Regions from separate parts of the Homo sapiens genome. Here region 2 is linked to region 1. A link is a loop called in an ENCODE intact Hi-C map of the cell type or tissue named here. Cell type or tissue: natural killer cell. All regions are shown on one strand. Each heading gives the region's core, and the rest is flanking DNA. Links, peaks and the distances in the headings are about the cores only.

Evidence for each region. A loop is a pair of places that touch in the nucleus more often than their neighbours do. Peaks named below come from ENCODE experiments on the same cell type or tissue, not always from the same donor. Only the 100,000 strongest peaks of a DNase experiment are listed, where the experiment ranks them.
Region 2: a loop joins it to region 1, with 13 times the contacts of the local background. A loop is called at or near these places in 10 of 110 quality-filtered maps.

What each region holds. Positions count from the first base shown.
Region 1 is chr3:114,212,254-114,215,169 of GRCh38, forward strand. No RefSeq gene overlaps it. Among named protein-coding and RNA genes, the nearest start is that of ZNF80, 24 kb to the right of the region's middle. RefSeq lists an enhancer at 1,483-2,156. In natural killer cell, for the core only: a CTCF peak has its summit at 1,385; DNase peaks (open chromatin) are centred at 1,578, 1,708 and 2,128; H3K4me3 peaks cover 1,604 bases; H3K27ac peaks cover 2,500 bases.
Region 2 is chr3:113,740,672-113,743,587 of GRCh38, forward strand. All of the region lies in intron 1 of NAA50 (N-alpha-acetyltransferase 50, NatE catalytic subunit), which reads right to left. Among named protein-coding and RNA genes, the nearest start is that of NAA50, 4.1 kb to the right of the region's middle. In natural killer cell, for the core only: no CTCF peak of the experiment used is centred there; DNase peaks (open chromatin) are centred at 610 and 1,540; H3K4me3 peaks cover 593 bases; H3K27ac peaks cover 2,395 bases.

The sequences.
Region 1 (2,916 bases), core at 135-2,634:
AGGCTTGGGAAGACTGAGTCATGCTTTAGAGCCCATTAGCCAACATCTTCTTCAATAGCAATCGCCACTACTCCCTTTTATTTGTAGTTACTCTATGGTAACTCTGTGGAGATGACGTGCATGTGGGGGCCACTGCCCTTTGTGGAAGGAATTAGATTTGAGGAATTGGACTATCGATAGAAGGTGGCTGGGCAAGTGACGAATCAGAGTCAGGAGATGGTTCTGAGGAAAGAGACCTGGCTGCCCAGTACTGTGCCCCGTATCTGAGCCCCATTTCTAGTCAGGAAAGGTCTTTCATGGGGTGGGGCCAGCCAGGATGGTCCAGCCTACTTGCATCCTCCCCCAATTGGCATTCTAGGCAATTTCTTGAAAGGACATTCCTTGTCTTCTTCTCACACGGCTTGAGTGAGTACACTTTGTGCTAGGAGCAAGATCCAGCCCATCCCAGGCTGAGATCTCTTTCTGTCCTGGTTAGGAACAGGGGCCAAGAGAGGCTGCCATGGGAAACACATGGCTCAGCCTGAGATGAGCATTCTCAGCAGACTCTTACTTCCATTACAAGCAGCAGTAGTAGGAAGCAATGTTTTTGGAGAGCGTCCACTGCACTCTCCTTGGTCTTGCCAGTGAAGTGCAGGGGCGGGGACCAGCTCACCTTCACATTCCTGGCCATGAAGGTGAGAATGGATCCAGACAATAATGTGTTTTCATTTGTGGTTGCTTATCTTTTGTCTCCAACTGGCAAGCTGGAATGATGTTGGCACCACACGACAACAGCAGGGAGTCACAGCCTTTTCATAAATGCATGGAGAAATGAGGCATCAGCAGGTACAGGTTACAGTGACTCAGGTGGGGCACAGGAATTTCATGATTTTAAAAAAGGATTCCAGATTCTTCTGTTCTCCTTGCCAAAGGCTAGTCAATTTTCCCAGTTGCTTCTCTATTGCCCCCATCTTATTCAAAACTGCACAAATTCAAATGACCCCACTTCATCTAGACAAAAACGTAAAAAGAAAAGACAGTCAATCAAGATTCTGCTTGATTAACATCTTGGGAGAAGGCTAACATGAGTCTTCAGGGATGAAAATAAATGGCTCTGAGCCTGGGCTGTGGTCATAAACCTGACCTTGTCACTGCCTAAGCGAGGAAAGCAATGGAGGAAATTAGAGCTCTCGTTCCAGTGTGATTACAATTGTACCCTTAACAGGACATGACAATGTTTTTTGGCATTCAATTATGTTTTGCTATGCGTGCATGCATACACTCACACACTCACACACGCAGAGCTAGAATTGAAATCATCTCAAGTGAGAATTCTTGTGATGCATTTAAGGGGCCTGCATTTGACAAGTTGCTACCTAGTTATGGACTAAAATCTCACCAGGCACCCCCATAGCTTATCGCCTGTCATTTCAAAACAAAGACATCCTGCTTCCCCTTTCTGTGTCACACCTCATCGACTCATTCTCAGCAGACTCTTACTTTCATTACAAGCTCGGTGCCACCTCCCGGACTTTCATCAGATGAAAACTTGAAAGAAAAAAAAAACCCATTCCATGTTTTGACTTGGACTCTAGGTGTTGTTATTCTCTCAGTCCAGCTTGAGAAAAAAAAAAAAAAAAAGCCCACCCCACGAGGGGGCAGGCCTGCTTTCCTGTCTCCTGCCACCACACAGTCTCTGAAGTGTGTGAAGAAGAGAGGAAGAGACAATTAACACTCAGCACCAATCTGCATTTCCTTTTTAGCTGCCATTTACACGCTGCTCAGGTTTTGAAAACCAGCATTTCATGCTACTCCCTAGAGAGCCAGCACCAGCTTCAGCAGGATCCATCTGCACAGCACTCACATTGCTGAAATCTTCAGCCAACCCAGAATTCATTTATTTATTTTTTGAAAAAAAATGAGAGAGAGGAAGTGAGAGAGTACGAGTGAGAGAGCAAGCAAGCGGGTGAAAATAATAGATTAGAATCTGGTAATATTTAATGCGCACGCTTGACCAATCCCTGCGCTGGTCCAGGCAGGGGTGAGTCAGTGGAGTTTTTCTTTGATCATCTTCTAGATTAGTGTGAGCAGCGAGCGAATGAGCAAGAGCGTGTGACAACAGAGGATGACAGGCTGTGAGGTTCGAAGCAGGAAGGACACACTCCATAAGTCTCGGCACTGCTCATCAGCCCATGTGTCAGCACGCTCTTGCTGATGGGAGCAGCGGGGAGAAACGCCATACTGGGAAGTCACTGCTGGTGTGGGACAAGTTACAAGATGCTTCTGGGGGAGGAAAATGTGTATCATCAACTCCTCAGGTCTGGCCAACTTGCTTTATTTCCTTTAGCCCCCAAAGGGTGGAGCATTGAAGCATAATAGCTTCAATAAGCTTTGTTATTTTAACATTATTATTTTTTAAACTGAATTCACCACCACAGGAGGTCACAGAGTCAATGGTCACAGCTGGCTTTTAAAAAAGGGTTGAGTCACTTTGTGATTGATAAAACAGACTCAGCCTGAGATGAGGGCAATCAGGTTTCCTGCTTGAAGGCATCAGTTGATCACTACAGGGGTCGGAAAGAAGTGTTTTTCTTACGCAAGTTCTGGCATAATAGTCTAGGTGAATGCAAAAAAAAAAAAAGTTAGTCTTTTGATTTGTTTGTTTTTGTTTCTAAGAGAGAGCAGAGCTAAAAAGCCCATCCTTACCTCAGTAGACCAATGAGTGGTCTGATTCCATCTGGCTCTGCTGCTCAGATGGCAGTTGTGATGATAGTCATGCTACAGACACATTTACCAACTAAGCAGTGCAGACAGTACTCTGCATTGGCCCAGATTTACCTAGGAACAAGCACAGGTGTGCTCAGATAAGGAAAATACCTTAGGTCAGGAGGTGGGGTGAGCACATGGTTGTTAAAATAGAATTTAGTGAGTTAAAAA
Region 2 (2,916 bases), core at 91-2,590, 470 kb before region 1:
AGCTGAGAATCCGAGCTTTCACACTTTAAAATTTAAAATTTAGTTCTGTCATACAAGGCACATTTTTTCTTTTTTTTTTTTTAAAGGTCACTTTTAATTGAGACCCAATGACAAAAGGTGGACAATAATCAATTTGGTAAAACAAATTAACAGTACCCTTTAAAGCTTCTGTTTCTATGTTTACTAATGGCTTCCCCACATAGGCAATATCATCTAGACTATGCTAGAGTTTTCAATGACTCCATCATAAGGACTAGCGATGGTAACAGAAGCTTTATCACTTTGAACTTTACCGATGTTATCAAACTGAGACACTGTATCTCCTTCTTTTACATAACATTAACAGTTACTTTTCTAATCCCTTCTTCAGTGTCTGAGAATCTGAACTGAACAAGCTGTCCACATACAGCATTAATTGTTTTCAGAAAGTTATGTGGATGACTATACTTGAATGAAGGATAATCAAAGAAACACACATAATTTGGCTTCAAAACATGAACATTACTACATGTTGGAAAACAGTGAAACAAATCAGCTGCCCAGCATTCCTGCTCCAGGTCCTCAGTACACAGACTGCAGACATCTTACCCGGGAAATGGCAACTGTGCCACAGACCACAAGGTACATTTCAACTGCTCAATCGCCAACTGTAGCTAGTCACGACTGTACTAGACAGAACAATAAAATTGTGCCATTAAGTTAGGCATTGAATAGACTTAAATATAGCTCTCACGTTCACGATGGGAAGAATGTGTCTACTGGTTACTACTGGTATTCTATTGGTTACTGCAGGCTGCATTTAAAAAAAGATGAAGGCCAATCATTTGAATAATTGAGAAAGAGTATCGCTTCAGATATCACACAGCTGAAAGCCATAAGCAATACCTGGAAGAAAAAATTAGGAGTCCCAGTAACACTTCCCACTCTACTGATCACATGTGCAATAATATTCACACAACAGAAGTAAGGATCTTTGAAATTATGATAAACAGGGAATATATCTTGATTCAATAAGATGAGTGCTTGGACTACTAAGTGACTTTAAAAAATCTTTTCCAACTCAGAAAGTATTGATTATTCTTTGTTTAGAGCTTTCCTAAGAGTTGTCTGCAATTTCAGGAAGAAATTACACCACTAATGGCAACACAACATGAGTCAACAATGCACACAACTGTATAGGCAGCAGACATACTTTCTAAATTACACGATGATTCTATTTACAGATAGATGCAAACACTTGATCTTATGCTTTATGGCATAGTTGTGCCACATCATTAAATACTGAAATAAATTTTATTATAAATTACTTCCCTTTTATTTTTCTTTTATATTAGAGAGAACAGTACATTGATTTTTTAAAAAAACTTATGGTGTAAGGTTATATTTTATATGAATTCATCTCAACACAGCAAGGGCACATTACAAAGTATTTGTTAAAATTCACTATCTCAATCAACAAACCACAAATTGTTTCACAGAAGGAAGAAGTATAAACTGTAGGTTTATAAAAGGTGTCAAATGCTACGTCAGCCTGACTAGCTTTTGGTTTTGCTGAAAAACAAAACAGCAATAAACCTTTAAAAAAAGTTTTGTTTTGTTTTGTTTTTTAAGACCAGTTTTCGCTCTGTTGCCCAGGCTGAAATATAGTGACAAGATCATGGCTCTCTGCAGCCTTGAACTCCTGGGCTCAAGTGATCCTCCTGCCTCAGCCTCCCAAGTAGCTGGAACTACAGACTTGCACCAGCATGCCTGGCTTTTTTTTTTTTTTTTTTGAGACAGAGTCTCACTCTGTCGCCCAGGCAGGAATGCAGTGGCACGATCTCAGCTCACTACAACCTCCACCTGCCAGGTTCAGGTGATTCTCCTGGCTGCTTTATTGTTTGTAGAGACAAGGTCTCACTATGCTGAGATGCAAAAAGCATTCCTTTTGCCCCTTCCCAGTCCATATGCTGTCAGAGGTAACCACTGTTCGGAGTTTTTAAAGTTTTGTTTCTGACTGCAGAATCTTACATTTTAATTTTATTTGGTAAAATGGCTCCCTTTACTATTCCAATTAGTAGTCAACATTGTTCCATATTTATATTACTGCTACCTACTTTCCCATCTTAGTCACGTATTCACATTTTGTTAAAGACATTTTTTATTAGAACTAATTTGCACCTCTTTACTACAATTGAAGGCTAAATGATTTGGTTTTATTATACTTTCCATTACACTGCCTAATTACATTGCCACCTCAGTCATGGTTATCTGTGGCATACCTTCTTGCTTGAAATCGCCTTCCCTAGAGAAGAACAGATAAAAATATCACCCACAAATTCAAACTACAATGTCCCTGGTTCATAAAAACAGCCAACCTCAAAAGTAAGCAACATTTCCTAGTATATCTCAAACTTCTACATGTGCATATAAATTACATTCAGTAGTTAATAACCGGAAATTTATCTTCTATGGAGGAAAGACATGCCAATACAATGGAAAGTCCTACTGCTACTACTAATAAAAATACTCATGGTAAAAATATGAAGAAAAACCAGCTAAGTTTTAAGTTTCAATATGATAGGCAACATAGGCAACAGTGTACAATTTTAAATATTTGACTGGCTTCGTGTTGGGACTTCCGCAGTTTCCAATTTTAGATATTTCAATTTACTGTTTACTTACCTCAATATACAATAGAATACTTAGCAAATAAAATTTCATACAAAAGCCACATAACCAGGACCACTGTTTCGTTTTTACAGGCCATTCCAAATTAAGAGTCAGGACTTTAAAATCGACCACACTGTGCACTGTGGTACAAGTTTTGGAACTCAAGGCGCTTAACTTATTTTAAACCTATACTGTTGTAGGTTCAGTATCCGAACAAGCACAAGTAAGATTCACACAACTCATTTGTTGAGTGTCTTAAATACA